Linked DNA regions of Homo sapiens: region 2 is linked to region 1. A link is an interaction called in ENCODE POLR2A ChIA-PET data of the cell type or tissue named here. Cell type or tissue: PC-9. All regions are shown on one strand. Each heading gives the region's core, and the rest is flanking DNA. Links, peaks and the distances in the headings are about the cores only.

Region 1 (11,930 bases), core at 1,608-9,607:
TATACCATATAAAACTAGAATGAGGCTGGGCACGGTGGCTCACGTCTGTAATCCCAGCACTCTGGGAGGCCGAGGAGGGCAGATCACAAGGTCAGGAGATTGAGACCATCCTGGCTAACACGTGAAACCCCGTCTCTACTAAAAATATAAAAAATTAGCCGGGCATGGTGGTGGGCGCCTGTAGTCCCAGCTACTCAGGAGGCTGAGGCAGGAGAATGGCGTGAACTCGGGAGGTGGAGGGTGCAGTGAGCAGAGATGGCATCACTGCACTTCAGCCTGAGCGACAGAGCGAAATTCCGTCTCAAAAAAAAAAAAAAAAAAACTAGAATGAGTCCTTCCCTCTAGGAGAAAATTCTAACATATTCTATCTAGTAAACCATACTACCCCATTAGGGGTGTATTAGAAAAATGACATTTACATTGAATCTCCAACTTATTATATACATCTATTTAATCTAAATTGTTACAAATGGAACAAAACAGGTAAGTCGCTTAACATCTCTTCTAATCTTTCAGGTGAAATGTACTTTTCTCTTTTACTATTGATAAAGTGATCAAATGTTTTCAGGTATCTGGAACATACTACTAACCTCAAGAACCATGAATATTTTGTTGGCTGTCTCTAGCACATGGTAGAGTTGACATATATGCTGATGTCTCAGGTTCTTCAAGGCCTCAATCTCCGTTTTGATCCGGGGCAAATCACTCTGTGACAAAACATCATATGGAATGAGCAATAAACTTATTCAGGTGGTGTTCCAAGCTCCAATACTAACAGCTTTAATACTAAGTAGCTGGCCGGGCACGGTGGCTCACACCTGTAATCCCGCACTTTGGGAGGCCGAGGCGGGCGGATCATGAGGTCAGGAAATCGAGACCATCCTGGCTAACACGATGAAACCCTGTCTCACTAAAACTACAAAAAAATTAGCCGGGCGTGGTGGCAGGAGCCTGTAGTCCCAGCTACTCAGCAGGCTGAGGCAGGAGAATGGCGTGAATCCGGGAGGCGGAGCTTGGAGTGAGCCGAGATTGCGCCACTGCACTCCCGCCTGGGCAACAGAGCAAGACTCTGTTTCAAAAAAAAAAAATACTAAGTAGCAAAAGCTATCAAAAAGCCCCCCAAAAACTGTTCAACACTACAGAAAAATATAGCAAAATTTATTTGCATGTGCATAAAAAGGGCATTGGAGATTTTATGAAAGACAGGTTCAATGTGGGTCAACAGTACAACATCCAGAAAACAATCTCAGACTCCTTAGAAGGTTAGCATTCCAAACAAGGAAAATGACAGAAACACTACTCAGTCATCATGCCTGAGCTACCACTTTCAGCCTCAGCAACACCGTTTAAGAAGCATGCTGAGCAAAAAACCAGTGAACTTAGGTGAAAGGTATATGGGTATTCACTGTCTCAGTCTCCAATCTTTTCTGAGGTCTTGAAACTTTCAAAATAAAAAGTTGGGTGGGGAGAGGAAGATAAGCCAAGCTGAAAAAACTTTAAAGGACAGAAGCCTAGAGATATCATCAAGTAACAAGTAAAACTTCATTATAAAAAGGGACCCTGAGGCAGGGCGCAGTGGATCACGCGTATAATCCCAGCACTTTGGGAGGCTAAGGTGGGCGGACTACCTGAGGTTGGGACTTTGAGACCAGCCTGACCAACATGGAGAAACCCCATCTCTACTAAAAATATAAAATTAGCCAGGCATGGTGCCGCATGGCTGTAATCCCAGCTACTCGGGAGGCTGAGGCAGGAGAATTGCTTGAACCCAGGAGGTGGAGGTTGCGGTGAGCCGAGATCATGCCACTGCACTCCAGCCTGGGCAACAAGAGCGAAACTCCGTCTCAAAAAAAAAAAAAAGGGAGGGACTCTGGGCCAGGCGCGGTGGCTCATGCCTGTAATCCCAGCACTTTGGGAGGCCAAGGTGGGCAGATCAACTGAGGTCAGGAGTTCAGGACCATCCTGGCCAACATGGAGAAAGCCCGTCTCTACTAAAAACACAAAATTAAAAATACAAAATTAGCCGGGCATGGTGGCGCATGTCTGTAATCCCAGCTACTCTGGAGGCTGAGGCAGGAGAATTGCTTGAACCCTGGAGGTGGAAGTTGCGGTGAGCCGAGATCGATCCAGCCTGGGAAACAAGAGCAAAACTCCATCTCAAAAAAAAAAGGACTCTGATTGGGTGTGGTGGCTCACACCTGTAATTGCAGCACTTTTGAGAGGCTGAGGCGGGCAGATCGCGAGGTCAGGAGTTCAAGATCAGCCTGGCCAACATGGTGAAAACCCATCTCTAATAAAAACACACACGAAAAAATTAGCCAGGCATGGTGGCGGGTGCCTGTAATCCCAGCTACTTGAAAGGCTGAAGCAAGGAGAATCACTTGAACCTGGGAGTGGCCGAGATCGTGCCACTGCACTCCAGCCTGGGGACACAGCGAGACTCTGTATCGAAAAAATTAAAAAAAAAAAAAATACAAAATTAGCTGGGCGTGGTGGCACATGCCTGTAATCCCAGCTACTCAGGAGGCTGAGGCAGGAGAATCGCTTGAACCCAGGAGGCGGAGGTTGCCATTGCACTCCAGCCTGGGCAACAAGAGCGAAACTCCGTATCAGAAAAAAAAAGGCGGGGGGGCTCTACAGTGGCTCATGCCTGTAATCCCAGCACTTTGGGAGGCCGAGGCAGGCGGATCACGAGGTCAGGAGTTCAAGACAAGCCTGGCCAAAATGGTAAAATCCCGTCTCTACTAAAAATACAAAAATTAGCCAGGCATGGTGGCAGGCACCTGTAATCCCAACTACATGGGAGGCTGAGGCAGGAGAATTGCTCGAACCCAGGAGGCAGAGGTTGCAGTGAGCTGAGATCACACCCCTGCACTCCAGCCTGGGTGACAAAGCAAGACTCCATCTTGAAAAACAAATAAAATAAAAAGGGACTCCGTCTTAATGGCCAGTGTCTCAGGACCCAGTTATCCAGGACTATGCAACTAGATATCATGTCTTGACAAAGAATCAACTGTAACTTTCACTATCTTGGTATGATAATCTTCTTTCTTTGTGGGGAGGAAGCCTGATGACTAAAACCATGGAAGTAATCGGCCAGGCGTGGTGGCTCACACCTGTAATCCCAGCACTTTGAGAGGCTGAGGCAGACGGACCAAGAGGTCAGGAGATCGAGACCATCCTGGCTAACACGGTGAAAACCCGTCTCTACTAAAAATACAAAAAAATTAGCTGGGCGTGGTGGTCCCAGCTACTCTGGAGGCTGAGGCAGGAGAATGGCGTGAACCTGGGAGGCAGAGCTTGCAGTGAGCCGAGATCGTGCCACTGCACTCCAGCCTGGGTGACAGAGCAAGACTCCATCTCAAAAATAAATAAATAAATAAATAAAACCATGGAAGTAATCAAAATATTATTAAAATCCTAGAAAATAACTAAAATGAGCATAATAACAACAGAAAATATAAAAACAAGTTTAGAAATCATGAATTAATGTCATATTACGCTTTAGAATAAGTTTTGAGCATCAGTGTGATAACACATTTTGTAATAACATTTTGTTTGCTATTTAAGTATTTGAAGTGTTAAAGTAAGTCATACTAAAGTTATAACTGAAATTTAAACTGCTTAAGGGAATTAATCTAATTGATACTCATGTTTAAATGCTCAAGAAAAATGGTTTTAATGCTTTTTTCTTAGATTAATAAATAGAAAACAAAAAATTGAATAAAACAAAAAAACTGGAGGAAAGCCTGAATTGTCCACTGACAGATAATTAAAAATAATTTCTTATACTGGTCATTGTATGATTTTAGCATATATTTAGGAAGAAATTCAAATGATTTAATGACATTGCTGTAACAAAACTACTTACATACTCTTTGACTTTTTTTTTTTTTTTCTGGAGACAGGGTCTTGTTCTGTCATCCAGTCTGGAGTGCAGCGGCACCATCTCGGCTCACTGCAGCCCAACCTCCCAGACTCAAGTGATCTTCCCACCTCAGCCCCGCAAGTAGCTGGGACTACAGGTGTGTACCACCATGTCCAGCGAAATTTTTTGTATTTTTCGTAGAGAAGGGCTTTCACCTTGTTGCCCAGGCTGGTCTCAAACTCCTGAGCTCAGGCAATCCACCCACCTTGTTCTCCCAAAGTTCTGGGATTACAGGTGTGAGCCACAGTGCCTGGCTCCCTTTGACTTATTTATGTGTTAATCAGAACTTATATCTTTAACAATTAAAAAAGTAGGTAACAATTAATATTAAGCCCTATCTCATTCCAACAATAAAAACATCAAAAAAAAACTTTTTTTAGACAAGATCTTGCTCTGTTGCCCAGGCTAGAGTGCAGTGGTGCAATCACAGCTCACTGTAGCCTCAACCTCCTAGGCTCAAGGGACCCTCCCACCACCACCTCCCAAGTAGCTGGGACTACAGGCATGCACAACCACACCTGGCTAAATTTTTTTTATTTTTTGTAGGGACAAGACTTGCCATATTGCCCAGGCTAGTCTCGAACTCCTGGCCTCAAGCAATCCTCTGGCCTCAGCTTCCCAAAGTGCTGGAATTACAGGGATGAGCCACCACACCCAACCAAAAATTATTTTTTATGTTTGATAATTAAGGACAATTACAAAATGTTAGGCTGGGAGTGGTAGCTCACACCTGTAATCCCAGCACTTTAGGAGGCCGAGGTGGGTGCATCACTTGAGGTCAGGAGTTCGAGACCAGCCTGACCAACATGATGAAATCCTGTCTCTACTGAAAATACAAAAATTAGCTGGACATGGTGGCACACGCCTGTAGTACCAGCTACTCAGGTGGCTGAGGCAGGAGAATCATTTGAACCCAGGAGGCAGAGGTCGCAGTGAGCCGAGATCGCACCACTGCATTCCAGCCTGGTGACAGAGCAAGACTCCATCTCAAAAAAAAAAAAAAAAAAAAAAACAAAGAATGGTAGAAGGAATTAGAAAAAAAAGATGACTCAAGGTGACTTCAAACACTGGAATGGGTACAGAAGCCCCAGAAAAACCACCAAAAGAGACAGGCTTTATCTCAACATAAAAATAACTTTTTATACATTGTAGCCAAGACCACAAACTGAATGGGCTGCTTTAGGAGATAACAAGCTGTTCCCCCTGGAAGAATTCACATAGAGGAAAAAGAGGCTGATTTGGAAAAGGATTTAATTAGATAACTTCTAAAGCCATTTTGAATAAAATGCTGGGACAGGCCAAGTACAGTGGCTCACCCCTACATACCCTGTACTTTGGGAAGCTGAGATGGGAAGACTGCTTGAGGCCAGGAGTTTGAGACCACCCTGGGCAACAGAGTAAGACCTTGTTTCTAGAAAAATGTTTAAAAATTAGGCAAGCATAGTGGCATGTGCCTCTGGTCACACCCACTCAGGAGGCTGAGGTGGGAGGATCACTTAAGCCCAGCAGGTACAGGCTGCAGTGAGCTGTGATTGTGCAACTGCACTCCAGCCTGGGCAACAAAGTGAGACTGTCTCAAAAAAAAAAAAAAAAAAGCTAGGACATAATATTTATCTATTTGCCTATCTATAGTACCAAAATGATTTATATTTAGTAAGAGTATCATAAGAAAATAAAGATGGGGCCGGGCGCGGTGCCTCACGCCTGTAATCCCAGCACTTTGGGAGGTCGAGGCACGCGGTTCACGAGGTCTGGAGATCGAGACCATCCTGGCTAACATAGTGAAATCCCATCCCTACTAAAAAAAAAAAAAAAAAAAATACAAAAAAATTAGCCAGGCATGGTGGCGGGCACCTGTAGTCCCAGCTACTCAGGAGGCTGAGGCAGGAGAATGGCGTGAACCTGGGAGGCGGAGGTCGCCGTGAGCCAAGATCGCGCCACTGCACTCCAGCCTGTGCGACAGAGCAAAACTCCGTCTCAAAAAAAAAAAAAAGTAAAGAAAAGAAAAGAGGCCGGGCGCGGTGGCTCACGACTGTAATCCCAGCACTTTGGGAGGCCGAGGCGGGCAGATCACGGGGTCAGGAGATTGAGACCATCCTGGCTAACACGATGAAACCCCGTCTCTACTAAAAATACAAAAAATTAGCCGGGCGTAGTGGCGGGCGCCTGTAGTCCCAGCAACTCGGGAGGCTGAGGCAGGAGAATGGCGTGAACCCGGGAGGCGGAGCTTGCAGTGAGCCGAGATCGCGCCACTGTACTCCAGCCTGGGCGACAGAGCGAGACTCCGTCTCAAAAAAAAATAAAAAATAATAAAGAAAAGAAAAGAAAGATGGGACACATTAATATCCAGAAACACCTACAGACTACAGACTGCAGATGGATGCTACAGACTTCAAATATGTCCCACTGCACTGCGTTAAAATCTGAAGAACAAAGTAATCCCTTCCCCCAGATTACTTTTTAAAACCACAGATCTATACGTTTTTTAAAAGGTATAAAAATATTATTCTAAGAGCAGTAACTAGAACATTAGAACAATTCAGGTTTTAATTCACGAAACTGATCTATAAGTGGACTATTTTTTAAATAAATCTAAACTTACCCCTAGTGTGTTTTTATCCATGATTTTTATAGCTACCATCTCTCCAGTAAGGATATGGCAGGCAAGTTTGACCTTTGCAAAGCCACCTAAGTAGGAAAATGTATTATGAAAGCATAAGCAAGGACTCAGGCACAAACACCTTTTTATATATAATAATTTTAAAAGACTCTATCAAGCCAAATTTTCCTAGAAGTTTGTGGCTTTTTTTTCCTGTTGCTGCTTGTTATCCAATGTCTAGCTGAAGGTTTTTTTTTTTTTAACCATGATAGTGTATCTCAAACTTTGTAATAAAAAAAAAACAGAACTCACTTTAGAAATCTGCTTTATGAATAATCCTGCAATTAAATTTCCTTTATAATTAACACTGCTAGAACACAATATAAAGTTGCTGAGGCCAAAGACAAATTATATGAAACTTCCACTCAGTTTTAAATATTTGAGGCCGGGCGCGGTGGCTCACGCCTGTAATCCCAGCACTTTGGGAGACCGAGGCGGGCGGATCACAAGGTCAGGAGATCGAGACCATCCTGGCTAACACAGTGAAACTCCGTCTCTACTAAAAATGCAAAAAATTAGCCTGGCATGGTGGCGGGCACCTGTAGTCCCAGCTACTCGGGAGGCTGAGGCAGGAGAATGGCATGAACCCAGGAGGTGGAGCTTGCAGTGACCCGAGATCGCACCACTGCACTCCAGCCTGGGCGACAGAGCAAGACTCCATCTCCAAAAAAAAAAAAAAACTTTGAAGATAAGCAATTATTTTTCAAAACTGAACCAAAAGCTGGACAAATGTCTCCACTCAGGCAGCTAAAAGAAATCCCCAAATTAACATTTCCAAAAAGAACTTCCTAGTAGTCTCTCCCATGGTCTTCTTCCTTTCAACAAAGGGCAACTCCATTTTCCCTGGTGCTCAGGCCAAAAACCCTGGAACCATCCTTAGCCCTTCTCTTTCTCTAGCACTCCAACCCATCAATAAATCCCATTAGCTCTGTCCTCAAAATATATCAATGGCTACCTTGGGGGAAAGCAGGCAGATACTCCCTGGAAACGGTCTATGTCTTGATCCGCACAGGGAATATATGGGTATGTGTATACATATATATGTGTAAAACTCCACTGAGATTATTGCACTTTGCATATTTTACTATATGTTATACCTTAATAAAAACATACACACATAGGTGTGTACATATGTGTGTGTAAAATGTCCCACCCCTTTCACTGCTTTTACATCACCCTCATCCACACCACCATCATCTCTAGCATCAACACCTGAATTATCGCAATAGTCTGCTAACATCTCCCTGCCTCTGCTCTTGCCCTCCTTCATCCAACCTTTTATCTACCAAGCAGCCACAGCAACTCTGTAAAAACAAAGGTCAAATTACCCCTTAACTCAAAACTCTCCAATGACTTTAATTTAGAATAAAAGTCAAGAAATAAAAGAAGCCTGGGCGCGGTGGCTCATGCCTGTAATCCCAGCACTTTGGGAGGCCGAGGCGGGTGGATCACGAGGTCAGGAGATCGAGACCATCCTGATTAACACGGTGAAACCCCGTCTCTACTAAAAATACAAAAAATTAGCCAGGCATGGCGAGCGCCTGTAGTCCCAGCTACTTGGGAGGCTGAGGCAGGAGAATGGCGTGAACCCGGGAGGCAGAGCTTGCAGTGAGCCAAGATCGCGCCACTGCACTCCATCCAGCCTGGGCGACAGAGTGAGACTCCGTCTCAAAAAAAAAAAGAAATAAAAGAAATATTTAGAATAAATTATTTAGAATAAAAGTCAAAGTCCTTGCAATAACCTACAGGGCTTCTCCTACTATTCTCCTCTCTGCTTGCTCCACTTTTTCTTACTGAAGTAGGTAGAAGAATTTTAAAACTGTGTGGGTTAGACGAAAAAGCTCACACCTACCCAAATAATCTATACTCTCAAATAGTTGATCTATCCACTGCCTCCAAAAAAAAATAACAATTACCTGTCCCAATAGTTTCATGTAATTCATAATATTTGAGAAGTTCATCATAATCTTTCATAGTCCTCTTGCAAGTTTATTTGGAATTAGAAAAAGAACCTAGAAGACAGAGAGTACATAATCAATAAAGGAAATAATACCGGATCATCTCCTCCATTCTTGTAACTGCAAATCTAAATAAGTCTTATGCATTTACATGATACTGAAAAAACTGATTATTGGCCATATGAAAAAAAGGATTCTTATCTCACACCATACATAAAAATGAATTCCAGATAGACTTAAAAAGTATGAAACATAAACCTTTAAAACTTTTTAAAGAATATTGTCATTATTTCAGGATAGGAGAGGATCACTTAAATAAAGTACTAATAATAATAATGAAAAAAATTAATATATTAAACAACATTAAAATTAAGAACTTCAGCTGGGCACAGTGGTGCGTGTGTTGTCAGCCACTTGGGAGGACAGCTTGAGCCCAGGAGTTCGAGGCCAGCCTGGGCAACATAGCAAGACCACATCTATAAAAAAAATAAAAATAAAACTAAGCACTTCTATACAACCAAAGACACCATCAAAAAAAGAAAACCATAAATGTGAGAAGATACTTGCAACAAATATAATAGTGGATGTACACAGGAAACACATAAACTCTGACAAAACAATAAGAAAAACTCAACAGCAAAATAAGCAAATGATACAAAAAACTTTTCTCAGCCGGGCATGGTGGCTTACGCCTGTAATCCCAGCACTTTGGGAGGCCAAGGCAGGCAGATCACGAGATCATGAGTTCGAGACCAGCCTGGCCAACATGGTGAAACCCCATCTCTACTAAAGATACAAAACATTAGCCAAGCGGGGTGGCATTCACCTGTAATCCCAGCTACTTGGGAGGCTGATGCAGGAGAATCGCTTGAACCCGGGAGGTGGAGGTTGCAGTGAGCCGACATCGTGCCATTGCACTCTAGCCTGGGCGAAACAGCCAGACTTTGTCTCAAAAAAAAAAAAAAAAATTTCTCAAAGAAACACAAATGGCCAACAAAAACATGGAAAAGGGTGTCTCTGAGCCTACTCTGGCTCGGGAGGCTACCTGAAGAAAAAATAATTTAAAAAAAAAAGACACGAAGCTGGGCAAGGTGGCTCACACCTGTAATCCCAGCACTTTGGGAGGCTGAGGAGGGTAGATCACCTGAGGTCAGGGTTCGAGACCAGCCTGACCAACATGACGAAACCCGTCTCTACTAAAAATACACAAATTAGCCAGGCATGGTGGCAGGAGCCTGTAATCCCAGCTACTTGGGAGGGTGAGACAGGAGAATCACTTGAACCTGGGAGGCGGAGGTTGCAGTAAGCTGAGATTGTGCCATTGCACTCCAGCCCGGGCAACAAGAGTGAAACTCCGTCTCAAAAAAAAAGGCCGGGTGCGGTGGCTCACGCCTGTAACCCCCACACTTTGGGAGGCCGAGGCGGGTGGATCACAAGGTCAGGAAATGGAGACCATTGTGGCTAACATCATAAAACCCTGTCTCTGCTAAAGCTATAAAAAATTAGCCAGGGGTGGTGGCACGCGCCTGTAGTTCCACCTACTTGGGAGGCTGAGGCAGGAGGCAGAGGTTGCAGTGAGCCGAGATCACGCCACTGCACTCCAGCCTGGGCAACGGAGCGAGATTCTGTCTCAAAATAAAAAAAAAAAAAAAAAAAAAAGAAGACATGAAAAAATTATCAGTAGTCATCAGGAAAACCCAAACTAAGACCCCAGTCATACACAATTTTATTATGTATATGATATGTATTTTATTATTATGCTTCACAACTTATGTGGGTTACATATACTGTTAATTATACATCAAATAATAAATAAAAATTAGTTGTAAAAAAAATTAGGTAGATCTTATTGATTTTGTCTCCCTGAGTTTTAAAATTAAGTAGTTTATTTTTTAAAAACCATAGAGCTAAGTAGGGCCCTGTTATGCACATTAATATACAAAGTCACACTCATACCATCTCCATCTTACTTGTGGAAAATAACCTCGTGGTTGACTTTTAGAGATCAGCAGTGTGTCTGGAAAAACTGCTAATGCAGTTCTAGAAAACTCTTGAATTTGCTCTTATTCATTTATTCATACAGATATTTACTGAGCACCTATGATATGCCAAACCTGCCCTTGGCACTAGGGCTATAATGGAGAAGAAATATGATTCTGCCCTCATGGAGTGTATATTCTAGTGGAGAAGACAAAAGGCAAATAAGTAGACAACAAATTAATACTTATAATTTATAGGCCGGGTGCAGAGGCTCACGCCTATAATCCCAGCACTTTGGGAGGCCAGGGTGGGCGGATCACGAGGTCAGGAGTTCGGGACCAGCCTGGCCAACATAGTAAAACCCGGTCTCTACTAAAAAATATAAAAATTAGGCTGGGCGCGGTGGCTCATGCCTGTAATCCCAGCACTTTGGGAGGCCAAGACGGGCAGATCACCTGAGGTCGGGAGTTCGAGACCAGCCTGACCAACATGGTGAAACCCCGTCTCTACTAAAAATACAAAATTAGCCAGGTGTGGTGCCACATGCCTCTAATCCCAGCTACTCGGGAGGCTGAGGCAGGAGAACTGCTTGAACCCAGGAGACGGAGGTTGCAGTGAGCCGAGATCGTGCCACTGCACTCCAGCCTGGGCAACAAGAGCGAAATTCCATCTCACAAAAATAAATAAATAAATAAATATATAAATAAATTAGCCAGGCCTTGTGGTGTGCGCCTGCAATCCCAGCTACTCGGGAGGCTGAGGCAGGAGAATTGCTTGAACCCAGGAGGCAGAGGTTGCAGTGAGCCAAGATCGTGCCACTGCACTCCAGCCTGGGAGACAAAGCAAGATTCTGTCTCAAAAAATAATAATTACTATTATTATTATCTATACTAAATACTGAAATAAAAATAAGCAACAGTGGTTTCTGAGAAGGTAACATTTAAGCCAAGCTCTAATTCAAAGGATGAGAATTGAGAAAATCAGCCCTGCCAGTAATCAGACTGTGATATTCCTATCAAAACTTGAACAATGGTTTCAATAGAATCTGAACATAACCATATAAACAATGTTTCCATACAAGGCTGTTAAAATAAAGATCCTTTATTTGACTGACTTCATTGTCTTCAATGACATCCTCAGGCCCACCTCATTCTTCCCTCATTCTGCCCCTTTCAACTCACTCTGAGACTACCCAAAATTCTCAAGAGTATGGTTTCTCTTGCGCAGCAAACTAAATACATCTAATGATTTTTACTACAGATGTGGTCTTTGGTCTGTAGGCCTTAACAGTCATAGCCCACAAAGAAATAGACGGAGAATATTCCAGAAAGAGGGAATTTAGGTGCAAAGATCCTAGAGGAAGTAAAAGTTGACAGGTACTGAACTGAGGCTGCTTTTAGAGGTA
Region 2 (11,930 bases), core at 1,339-9,338, 130 kb after region 1:
GTAGAGCAGGAGAGAGATGAGGTGATTTACCTGCATCTTGGTGATAGTTGGGAAGTTTGCTAAGTTGCATACAGGCTGGTTGGTGTATAGTCAGTCACCCTTCAGCCCTCTTTGACTTAATCCTTTATTCCAGTTCCCTGAAACTGCTCTGCCAAGGTCATCCATAATGGTGGGTTGCCAAACCAGTGGATATTCAGACCACATCTTACTGCATCTCTTACCAGAGTTATCCACGTAATTTATCCTCTTTCTTGGATCCCAGCCTGTTGGCTTCTGTAATCTCATAATCCTTGTTTTCCTCTTACCTTTGCATATACTTTTTGCCAACCTCTTTTCCCGGTCACTGCATGTTTGAGTTCCTCAGGGCTTGGGCCTGTTTCTTCATCTCTCTTCTGTGTTTTCTGGATGATAGCATTTGTTCCCAAGGATTTAAATATCATTTATGTGCTGAGAATCCCCAAATTTGTATTTTATAGGGAGTTCATACTTCACATGTCCAAACTGAAATTATTATCTGCAAAACTATTTCTCCCCTTAGTTTTTTCCATCGGAAATGCTTAAACCAGGAATCTAGGAGTCATTTTTGGCACCTTTGTTTTTCTTACACACCACTCCCCACCACATTCTTGTCCTTTCCAGCACATCTCCAGAATGTATTTTGTATTGTTTCACCTCTTTTCACTGAAGCTATCCCATCTCTCCCCCTGAACTGCCACAGTAGCCTTTCAGCTGGTCTTCACACTTGTCTGGTCTCCAATTTTTTTCTCTGCATAGCAGCCAGAGAAAGCTTTTGAAAGAATGGGTCACATGGTTACTTAAACTATTCAGTGGCATCCCATTGCACTTGAATTTACAGTTTTTCCTGTCTCTTCCAGGCTGTTTTCTCTGCATAGAACACTCTTGTTCTACCCTTTGAGTACTCAGCTCCTTCTCATCCCTGAGCTCTCAGCTTTCTTCTGAGGCCTTCCTTGACTACTCAGTCTAAAGAAGGTTTTACCTCTCTGCTCTGTCATTGTATTCTGGTTTTCTTTTTCCTTTATAGCATACAGCTTACCACTACTCATTCATGGCTTTAACATCCCTGACCCAGAGTTTTTGTTTGTTTGTTTGTTTGTTTTGAGATGGAGTTTTGCTCTTGTTGCCCAGGCTGGAGTGCAGTGCAGTGGTGCAGCCTTGGCTCACCGCAATCTCCGCCTCCCAGGTTCAAGCAATTCTCCTGCCTCAGCCTCCCAAGTAGCTGGGATTACAGGTGTGCACCACCACACCCAGCTAATTATTGTATTTTTTAGTAGATACGGGGTTTCCCCCATGTTGGCCAGGCTGGTCTTGAACTTCTAATCTCAGGTGATCCACCTGCTTTGGCCTCCCAAAGTGTTGGAATTACAGTTGTGAGCCATCGCGACCAGCCTCCTTTTTTTTCTTTCTTTCTTTCTTTTTTTTTTTTTTTTTTTTTGAGAGAGTTTCCCTCTTGTTGCCCAGGCTGGAGTGCAATGGTGCAATCTCGGCTCGCTGCAACCTTCACCTCCTGGGTTCAAGCGATTCTTCTGCCTCAGCCTCCTGAGTAGCTGGGATTACAGGCATGTGCCACCACGCCTGGCTAATTTTGTATTTTTAGTAGAGATGGGGTTTCTCCACGTTGGTCAGGCTGGTCTTGAACTCCGAACCTCAGCTGATCTGCCTGCCTTGGCCTCCCAAAGTGCTGGGATTATGGGAGTGAGCCACCGCGCCTGGCTCCTTTTTTTCTTTATATGTGTGAATGTCACTGATTAAGCTAGTTGCTGCTTCCAGTCCATTAAGTGTTCTGGGACTAGGAAAAGTCTGTTTCCCACCACTGTGCATTGATTTACCTTACTTTCTGGATCAACCCTGTTCTTGGTGATGGGGTCGGGGCAGGCACTTGCACACACACACTTAATGTTACCTCCATTTACTCCAGTATGTATATGTATGATAGTTTGGCTAAACCACTATAGATAAAAGCTTTTTATTCCTGCTTTTGAATTTCCTGTTTGTTGTGTAAAGTTTAAATTAGTCTATGCCTTCCTGTGGTCACTTATGCGAGAGAAGTAAACCATCAGTTGTGCCAATAAATTAGATAATTGGAATTTCTAGTATATTTATTGCTCTTTACTGTTTTTAATCCTCAACGTCTTGTAGGCAACATTCTTAGTATCTTCTAGGCAGTTGATCATAAGCTTAAGAAACCACAAGAAAAATGTTTTTAAAGTTACATTTGTGATCTCTAATTGGGAGCACTGATTTTGGCCCTAAGTAGGGTTTTTAGATATTAAGAAGCATAGTTTTGGTGAATGGATTTAATTTTCTGTCGTTTAAGTTAGAAAAACATTCGTTTGCATTAAGTTAAAAAATTTTCTCTTATAGTATTGGATAGCAATAGCCTAAAAATGCATAGGTGTAAAATACAACAATGTTACTAATCGCCACAGAGTATCTTGTATGCACAGATTTCTTGACTCAATAATCCTTTCTCAATTTTCTTTTGGGAAAACACTAAAATCAGTTAAAACTGATTTTCAGTATTGTACATGACAGTAGAAGATGGAAATGAAAATAAACTTTCCTAAAATCCGCAAGTCTCTGAAGTGAAAATAGTATTTAGTGGTGGTAGAAGGAAAGCAGGATTTCTTTGTAAGCACTATACAATAATTAGAGTTAATATTTTATGTAGCCTGTGATGGAGTATGTACACACATACACATACTCTTCTCTTGCACACTCACATATCCAGGGTGTTAAATACAAAGTAATTCTTCAGTGTCAGAAAACACTAAGGGGATTTGTGTTCACAGCTTATAAAATTGTGATAATGGATTTATTCTCTAAATACAAAATACTCAGTGTACCAAAATGAAGGCAATGCCCTATCCCTAATGTTTGACAGAGAGATTTTTGTTTTGGACAAATAAAAGGAGTAAATGCCTTAACACAGGTTACTGAATTAAGTATACCCAGGAAGTGTTAGTACTAGTTGAGATAAAGTAATTTCAGGGAGTGTTTTTGCTGAAAGGCCCTTTACCCTAGAGATTCCCCCAGAACATTTCTGTCCCTTTCCCAGTCTTTTCAGTGTGTAGCTGTGGAGGGCAATCTTTATCTTTCTTTTTTTTTTTTTTTGAGACAGAGTCTCGCTCTGTCACCAGGCTAGAGTGCAGTGGTGTGATCTCGGCTCACTGCAACCTCCACCTCCTGGGTTCAAGTGATTCTCCTGCCTCAGCCTCCTGAGTAGCTGGGATTGCAGGCCTGCACTACCACGCCCACCTAATTTTTGTATTTTTAGTAGAGACAGGGTTTCACCATGTTGGCCAGGATGGTCTCAATCTCTTGACCTCGTGATCTGCCCACCCTGGCCTCCCAAAGTGCTGGGATTACAGGTGATCCACCGCGTCCAGCCAGAGGGCAATCTTTCTGTCTTACAGAATGTCTTGATGGTCTGTGGTTAAGACACCAAATGTGGCGATATGTTGGTCAGGATATATAGTGGACTTGTCTCTCTGTCTTGTGACTGGTGAACTTATGGTTTCTCAATATTACTGTGTCTGGAATTTATTCCTTCCGGTGTGTTCTTGATTTCAAGAATGAAGCCGCGGACCCTCGCGGTGAGTGTTACAACTCTTAAAGATGGTGTGTCCAGAGTTTGTTCCTCCAGATGTTCAGATGTGTCCGGAACTTCCTTCCGGTGGGTTCGTGGTCTCACTGACTTCAGGAGTGAAGCCGCAGATCTTCGCAGTGAGTGTTACAGCTCTTAAAGGTGGCACGTCAGGAGTTGTTTGTTCCTCCCGGTGGGTTTGTGGTCTCGCTGACTTCAGGAATGAAGCCGCGGACGCTTGTGGTGTGTGTTACAGCTCATAAAGGTAGTGCAGACCCAAAGAGTGAGCAGCAGCAAGATCTACTGTGAAGAGCAAAAGAACAAAGCTTTCACAGCGTGGAAGGGGACCCAGGCGGGTTGCTGCTGCTGGCTCGGGTGGCCAGCTTTTATTCTCTTATTTGGCCCTGCCCACATCCTGCTGGTTGGTCCATCTTACAGAGCACTGACTGGTCCATTTTACAGAGTGCTGATTGGTGTGCTTACAATCCTTTAAACACAGAGCGCTGATTGGTGCATTTACAATCCTTTAGCTAGACAGAAAAGTTCTCCAAGTCCCCACCCGACCCAGAAGTCCAGCTGGCTTCACCTCTCATTACTACTATATTGAGGCTCTGCATTCCAAAAGCGTTGGTGTATGTGAGGAGAGGCAACCTTTGTTGTGTGTTCTGCAACCATCAATGGACTGCCTTACCTCCACAGCTTGAAAGCTTTGTTTACTTAAAGCAGGATTCTGAACCTTTTTGGCATGATGGTTCTCTTTTGAGGATCTGATAAAAGCTAGGGCTCTTCTCAACCTAACACATGCACAAATGCACATACATTCTGAATTTTGTGTACAGTTTTAGGGAGTTTGTAGACCTCCTGAAGTCCCCTGATAATTTTTTTTTTTTTGGAGACGGAGTCTCCCTCTGTCACCCAGGCTGGAGTGCAGTGACGTGATCTCAGCTCACAGGTGCCCACCACCATGCCTGGTTAATTTTTGTTTATTTAGTAGAGACGGGGTTTCACCATGTTAGCCAGGCTGGTCTTGAGCTCCCGACCTCAAGTGATCCACCTGCCTCAGTCTCCAAAAGTGCTGGGATTACAGACGTGAGCCACCATGCCCAGTCCCCTGATAAACTTAAGCCTGTGGATCTCAGTTTGAGAACCTATGCCTTAAAGATTATCTTCAACCGTAAAGTTTGTACATAAGGGCTTTAAAGTTATTTCCAACAAAGGCTTTTTAACTATTTAAGTAAATATTAATGTCTGTGCCCATCGCAGACTTTCAGAATCTAATGGTGTAAGCAGAACTCAGTTGGAGGGATAGATGCATGTTTTTCTGTTATAGCTCAGTGGAAAAGAGTTACAATTAATAGATTAATTGCCAATTAAATGGTTTAAATTCAGTTAGAGGAAGTCTGTTTAAAGCATGCCTTACTCCAAAGTGTTACCTGTATGCAGTATGGGTTTCTGAAGATAGTTGTTTCTTATGTTTGGTTTAAATGTGATTGATTCCTATTAATTCAGTGCCTTCGTGTTTGGTAAGAAAGCAGGTACCTGTGATAAAGCTAGTTCTACTTTAATATAAATTCATCTAGCAGAAATCAGATTTTAAGGTTTTGTTTTATTTCTGGAAGGACCAGCATCCATGAATTTAAAGAATTAGGGCAAAATTTAGCTCCTTAATTAGTTTATACTTTATTGCATGATAATCTTGTAGGATGTGGGTGTTGATGAAGTAGTGCAAAAAGCAGCTGGACTAGAAACCAGCAGTTCTTTTCTGCTACAAAAAAACCCAGTGACCTTGGATGAGTCACTTAATCTTCTGGGCTTTTTGCTTATCTATAAAGCAGGGAGGTTGAACTCCTACACTTGTATTATTAAAGTTCTCATATCTTATAATTCTAAAACATATCTACCATTAAGTAAGTTAGCACAGTGATCAACATGGCCCAATCTGTTGGTCTTCATGCTTGGCACAATGCAGAATATAACAGTTCTGGATTCAGGGAGATAACGGGTATTTGTGCTAGCTAGCCTGGAATGGAAAAACAATGAGTATTCATTAGATTTAGTGTCCAGTAGGTTGAGAGGTGAATTGCAGGAAGAGGCCCAGAGAAACCCTCAGCCCAGCAGGAGAGACAGCCTTCACTGGCAAGGCAGAGTCTAGGATAGATCCTTGAAGAGAAAAACCAAGACCCTGAGATACATGAAAGCAGATGTCTAGTTTTCCAGATTCTATAGCATCAAAAAGTTTGATAATTGATGTTAGCGATGTTTATGTGTCATGAAAAGTTTAAAATTACTTTGCATTTTAGTGACTTATAACACACAGAAATGCATATTATATTTTGGAATAATTTCTGTTAAATATGGTTGAAATAAAAATTGTTTGAGACCAGCTACTGTGGCTCACGCCTGTAATCCCAGCATTTTGGGAGGCCGAGGTGGGCAGATCACCTGAGGCCAGAAGTTCGAGACCAGCCTGGCCAACATGGTGAAACCCGTTTCTACTAAAAATACAAAATTAGCCAGATGTGGTGGTGTACACCTGTAATCTCAGCTACTAGGAAGGCTGAGGAAGGAGAATTGCTGAGGCAGGAGGTGGAGGTTGCAGTGAGCTGAGATCACGCCACTGCCTGGATGGCAGACGAGACTCTGTCTCAAAAAAAAAATTATTTATTGGATTGTTATCAAGAAAATTCATCCAGGTGGAACTTCTTACTCCCTCTGATGCTAGAAAGAAATGGGAAGGCTACCTTTTCTGTGATTTGGTTAAATGGCAGTTTGTGAAAGAAAAAATGAATTAAGTTAAATTAGTGCACTTTTTTTTTTTTTTTTTGAGGTGGAGTCTTGCTCTGTCACCCAGGGTGAAGTGCAGTGGTGTGGTCTCGGCTCACTGCAACCTCCGCCCCCCAGATTCAAGCGATTCTCCTGCTTCAGCCTCCTGAGTAGCTGGGATTATAGACGTGCTGTAATTTTTGTACTTTTAGTAGAGACGGGGTTTCACCATCTTGGCCAGGCTGGTCTTGTCTCGGCTCACTGCAACCTCTGCCCCCCAGATTCAAGCGATTCTCCTGCCTCAGCCTCCCAACTAGCTGAGATTATAGATGTGCTGTAATTTTTGTACTTTTAGTAGAGACGGGGTTTCACCATCTTGGCCAGGCTGGTCTTGAACTCCTGACCTCATGATCCACCCGCCTCGGCCTCCCAAAGTGCTGGGATTATAGGCGTGAGCCACCGCGTCCAGCTAAATGAGTGCACTTTTAAACTATTTGCTCCTTAGCTTCCTTCTGGAGATAATTGAGAGTTGACTCCTTTTAGTGTTGTGCTTACTATTAAAGAAACAAAACTTTCTCAACTGAGATAAAGTACAATATTTCATTTACAAGGCTGGACACAGTGGCTAATGCCTGTAATCCCAGCACTTTGGGAGGCCGAGGCAGGTGGATCACTGGAGGCCTGGAGTTTGAGACCAGCCTAGCCAACACAGTGAAATGCCCGTCTCTACTAAAAACAGGAAAAATTAGCTGGACATGGTGGTCCGTGCCTGTGATCCCAGCTACTCAGGAGGCTGAGGCATGAGAATCACTTGAGCCTGGGAGGCGGGGGTTGCAGTGAGCCAAGATCGCACCACCGCACTCTGCACATGGCGACAGAATGAGACTGTGTCTCAGAAAAAAAAAAAAGAGATTGCATTTGCAGTTTATGTTCTTAAGAATTTGTTTCTTTATACGCATGGGAGTTGAATACTGATGAGTTTGATTTTTCACATTTGTAGCAAATGAAGTTTAGTTGGATACAACACAGTTTTTGTTAACTAGCATAAATATATAACCTTGAAAATCTGTTTACAGGATTTAAAATTAGGTCGGGTGCAGTGGCTCACGCCTTTAACCCCAGCACTTTGAGAGACCGAGGCGGGTGGATCATTTAAGGTCAGGAGTTCAAGACCAGCCTGGCCAACATGGTGAAACCCTGTCTGTACTAAAAATATAGAAAATTAGCCAGTCCTGGTAGTGAACACCTGTAATCCCAGCTACTAAGCAGGCTGAAGCAGGAGAATCACTTGAACCTGGGAGGCGGAGGTTGCAGTGAGCCGAGATTGTGCCACTGCACTGCAGCCGGGGCGACAGAGTAAGACTCCGTCTCAAAAAAAAAAAAAAAAAAAAGTAAATTAATGTATAATTGATATTTTTATTAGGCATAATTTTTTTCTCAGGTTTTCAGAAACACCTAACATAATATTTGTGCAATGTTGAGATGTGAAATAATGTAATAGGTATGATATTTTGTTTTCTAGGGTATAAAAATGTATGATAGAGGCTGGGCGTGGTGGTTCATGCCTGTAACCCCAGCACTTTGGGAGGCCGAGGTGGGCGGATTACTTGAGGTCAGTAGTTCTAGACCAGCCTGGCCAACATTGGCAAAACCACGTCTCTACTAAAAATACAAAACAAAATTAGCCAGGCATGGTGGCGGATGCCTGTAATCCCAGTTACAACAGAGGCTGAGGCAGGAGAATCATTTGAACCTGGCAGGTGGAGGTTGCAGTGAGCCGAGATTGCGCCACTGCACTTCAGCCTGGGTGACAGAGTGAGACTCTGTCTCAAAAAAAAAAAAAGTATGAAAGAATTTTATGTATTTGTGGTATTGTAGGTACATTTTAATATTTGTTATGGAAAAATCTTAAACATAGCTTTAGAGAGACTAGTATAACAAACCCATGCGTACCCATTACTAAGGTTCAATAATTATTAGAGTGGCAATTTTATGCATCTCCACTTCTACCTTCTCCCCTCATCCCTACTTTGTGTTATTTTGAATGATTCTAAACAACATATCATTTATCTATAAATATTTCAGTATGAATCTCTAATCGTGTACATGACTACTATGTCATTATCACACTTAAAAACTAATTATTCTCTGGCTGTGTGCAATGACTCACATCAGTTATTTTGTGTATAACTGAGGCGGGAGGATTGCTTGAAAGTAGGAGTTCGAGACCAGCCTGTGCAACATGGCAAGACCTCATCTTTACAAAAAATTTTTTAAAACTTAGCTCAGTGGCGGGCGCAGTGGCTCATGCCTATAATCCCAGCACTTTGGGAGGCCAAGGCAGTGGATCACTTGGGGTCAAGAGTTCAAGACCAGCTTGGCCAACATGGTGAAACCCCGTCTCTACTAAAAATATAGAAAATTAGCCAGTCGTGGCAGCGTGCGCCTGTAATCCCAGCTACTTGGGAGGCTGAGGCAGGAGAATTGCTTGAACCCAGGAGGTGGAGGTTGCATTGATCTGAGATCGCACCATTGCACTCCAGCCTGGGTAACAGAGTGAGACTCCGTCTCAAAAAAAAAAAAAAAAAAATTACCTGAACATGGTGGCATGCACCTGTGGTCCCAGCTACTGGAGAAGCTGAGGCAGCAAGATTGCTTGAGTTCTGGGACTTTGAGGCTGCAGTGAGCTGTGTTTGTGCCAGTGCACTCCAGCCAGGGCAACAGAGCAAGACTCTGTCTCAAAATAATAATAATAATAATATTTCCACTTCACACTTGTTAAGATGGCTATAATAATAGAAGACAGACAACAACACGTTGTCAAGGATGTGGAGAAATTGGAACATTCAGACTGGTGGTGGGAATGTAAAATGGTGCAGCCACTTTAGAAAACAGTTTGGCCGTTCCTCAAAAAGTTTAATATAGAATTACTGTGTGACCCAGCAGTTCCACTCCTAGATACCCAACGTAATTGAAAACGTAAGTCTACACAGAAGCTGTATACAAATGTTCACAGGATTGATCATTATTCATTATAGCTGAAAAACAGAAACAATTCAAATGCCCTTCCGCTGATGAATAAACAAAAATTAGTATGCCCATACAATGGCATATTATTCATAAAAATAAACAAGGTTTTGGCCGGGTGCAGTGGCTCATGCCTGTAATCTCATCACTTCAGAAGGCCAGGGCAGGCGGATCACTTGAGGCCAGGACTTTGAGACCAGCCTGGCCAACATGGCAAAACCCCATCTCTACCAAAAATACAAAAATTAGCTGGGCATGGTGGCGCACACCTATAGTCCCAGCTACTTGGGAGGCTGAGGCAGGAGAGTCGCTTGAACCAGGAGGTGGAGGTTGCAGCGAGCTGAGATTGTGCCACTGCACTGCAGCCTGGGCAACAGAGTGAGACTCCATCTCAAGAAAAAAAAAAAAAAGCAAGATTTTGCTAACATGCCACAACATGGATGAACATTCAAAACATGCTAAGTGAAAGAAACCAGACACAAAAGAGCACATGTAGTATGCGTCTATTTATGTAAAAATGTCTAGAATAGGCAAATTCATTGGGAAAGTAAATTAATGATTATCTAGGGCTGGAGGAGGGGAGAATGGGGGAGAGCTGACTGCTAATGGATACAGGGTTTCTTTTTGGGATGATGAAAATGTTCTAGAATTAGTGGTGACTGATGAACAACCCAGTGAATATACTAAAACCACTTTAAGAACATTTTAAAGTTTTTTTAAAGACATCAGCTCAGTCTGTTACCTAGGCTGGAGTGCAGTGGTGTGATCACGGCTCAATGCACTCTTCAACTCCTTGGGTGCTCAAGTGGTTCTCCCACTTCAGCCTCCTGAGTAGCTAGAACTGTAGGCACACGGCATCGTGTGTGTCTATTTTTTTTAAAAAAATTTTTAGTAGAGATGGGATCTCACTATGTGGCCCAGGCTATTCTTGAACTCCTGAGCTCAAGTGATCCATCCTCCCTGGCCTCCCAAAGTATTGGGATTACAGGGGTGAGCCACCGCGCCTGGCCTTAAAAAGTTTTTTTTTTAAAAAAGTTTGCTCGAATTAGGATCCACATCAACTAATACTTTGTAAGTGATTCACAGTGCTTCTCAAATCTTTACTATATATTGCCTTTCCCTTTTATCATTAAAAAAATACTGCAAGCCGGGTGCAGTGGCTAATGCCTGTAATCCCAGCACTTTGGGAGGCCGAGGTGGGCGGATCACCTGAGGTCAGGAGTTGAAGACCAGCCTGACTAACATGGAGAAACCCAGTCTCTACTAAAAATACAAAATTAGCTGGGCATGGTGGCACATGCCTGTAATCCCAGCTATTAGGGAGGCTGAGGCAGGAGAATCGCTTGAACCTGGGAGGCGGAGGTTGCTGTGAACCGAGATTGCACCATTGCACTCCAGCCTGAGCAACAAAAGCGAAACTCCGTCTCAAAAAAAAAAAAAAAAAAAAAAAAAACTACTACAATTTTTTTTTCTTCTTTAAGATGGAGTTTCACTCTTGTTGCACAGGCAGGAGTGCAGTGGTGCCATCTCGGCTCACTGCGACCTCCAGCCTCCCGGCTTCAAGCGATTCTCCTGTCTCAGCCTCCTGAGTAGCTGGGATTATAGATGCGTGCCACCACACCTGGCTAATCTTTTCTATTTTTAGTAGAGATGGGATTTCACCATGTTGGCCAGGCTGGTCTCAAACTCCTGACCTCAAGTGATCCTCCTGCCTCGGCCTCCCAAAGTGCTGGGATTACAGACATGAGCCACTGCGCCCGGCCAAAATACTGCAGTTTATTTGTTGAAGAAAGCCGCTTGTTTGTTCCATAACTTTTTAGTTTGAACTTTGCTGATTGCATTCCCAAGGTGCGTATTAACACAGTCCTCTGTGTTTTCTCTTTGCACTGCATTGGTTGCTAGAATTAGAGGTTCAGTCGTATTTAAGTATACTTTATTTGGAATTGGGGAATGCAAGACTACATCATAAGGGAGTTCTGTTCTGTCATTAGGAGACTCATATTGTCTGGTTATCTCACTTTTGTGATGATTGATTTTTGCCTCAACCTGTGGGGCTTGGCTGGAGTGCAATGGCACGATCTCGGCTTACCGCAACCTCCACCTCCTGGGTTCAAGTGATTCTCCTGCCTCAGCCTCCCAAGTAGCTGGGATTACAGGCATGAACCACCACGCCAGGCCATTTTTGTATTTTTAGTAGAGACGGGGTTTTAACATGTTGGCCAGGCTGTTCTCAAACTCCTGACCTCAGGTGATTCGCCCACCTCAGCCTCCCAAAGTGCTAGGATTACAGGCATGAGCCACTGCGCCTGGCTCTAGGTTAATTTTGAGAATTGAATAGGTATAGTGATGATTAAGTTAGGAAATACTCACCAAGTTCTATATTTTGAGCTTTTATTTGGTTTTAAAATTGTTCCCTGAAATTCTTTGTTTGCAGTTTGCATGAGTTTAGTTATTATAGATTTTAGAGGGAAATTAAAACATGTAGAAATTTATAGTTATGTACCTAGGTGGTTTTGGTGAGTGAAATTTTAACTTT

The links. ChIA-PET counts read pairs that join two places held together with the same protein. Peaks named below come from ENCODE experiments on the same cell type or tissue, not always from the same donor. Only the 100,000 strongest peaks of a DNase experiment are listed, where the experiment ranks them.
Region 2: POLR2A ChIA-PET joins it to region 1 with 16 read pairs; 4 of 35 experiments call an interaction of 5 or more read pairs at or near these places.

Annotation. Positions count from the first base shown.
Region 1 is chr9:36,578,313-36,590,242 of GRCh38, reverse strand. It overlaps MELK (maternal embryonic leucine zipper kinase), which reads right to left. Exons shown (of 18, transcript NM_014791.4): 2 at 8,504-8,599; 3 at 6,531-6,616; 4 at 591-707. The coding sequence starts at 8,561. Among named protein-coding and RNA genes, the nearest start is that of MELK, 11 kb to the right of the region's middle. RefSeq lists an enhancer at 4,443-5,419. In PC-9, for the core only: no CTCF peak of the experiment used is centred there; DNase peaks (open chromatin) are centred at 5,002 and 5,412; H3K27ac peaks cover 2,362 bases.
Region 2 is chr9:36,450,409-36,462,338 of GRCh38, reverse strand. It overlaps a transcript of RNF38 not described here. Among named protein-coding and RNA genes, the nearest start is that of RNF38, 56 kb to the right of the region's middle. RefSeq lists enhancers at 3,447-3,536, 3,667-3,736. In PC-9, for the core only: no CTCF peak of the experiment used is centred there; no DNase peak of the experiment used is centred there.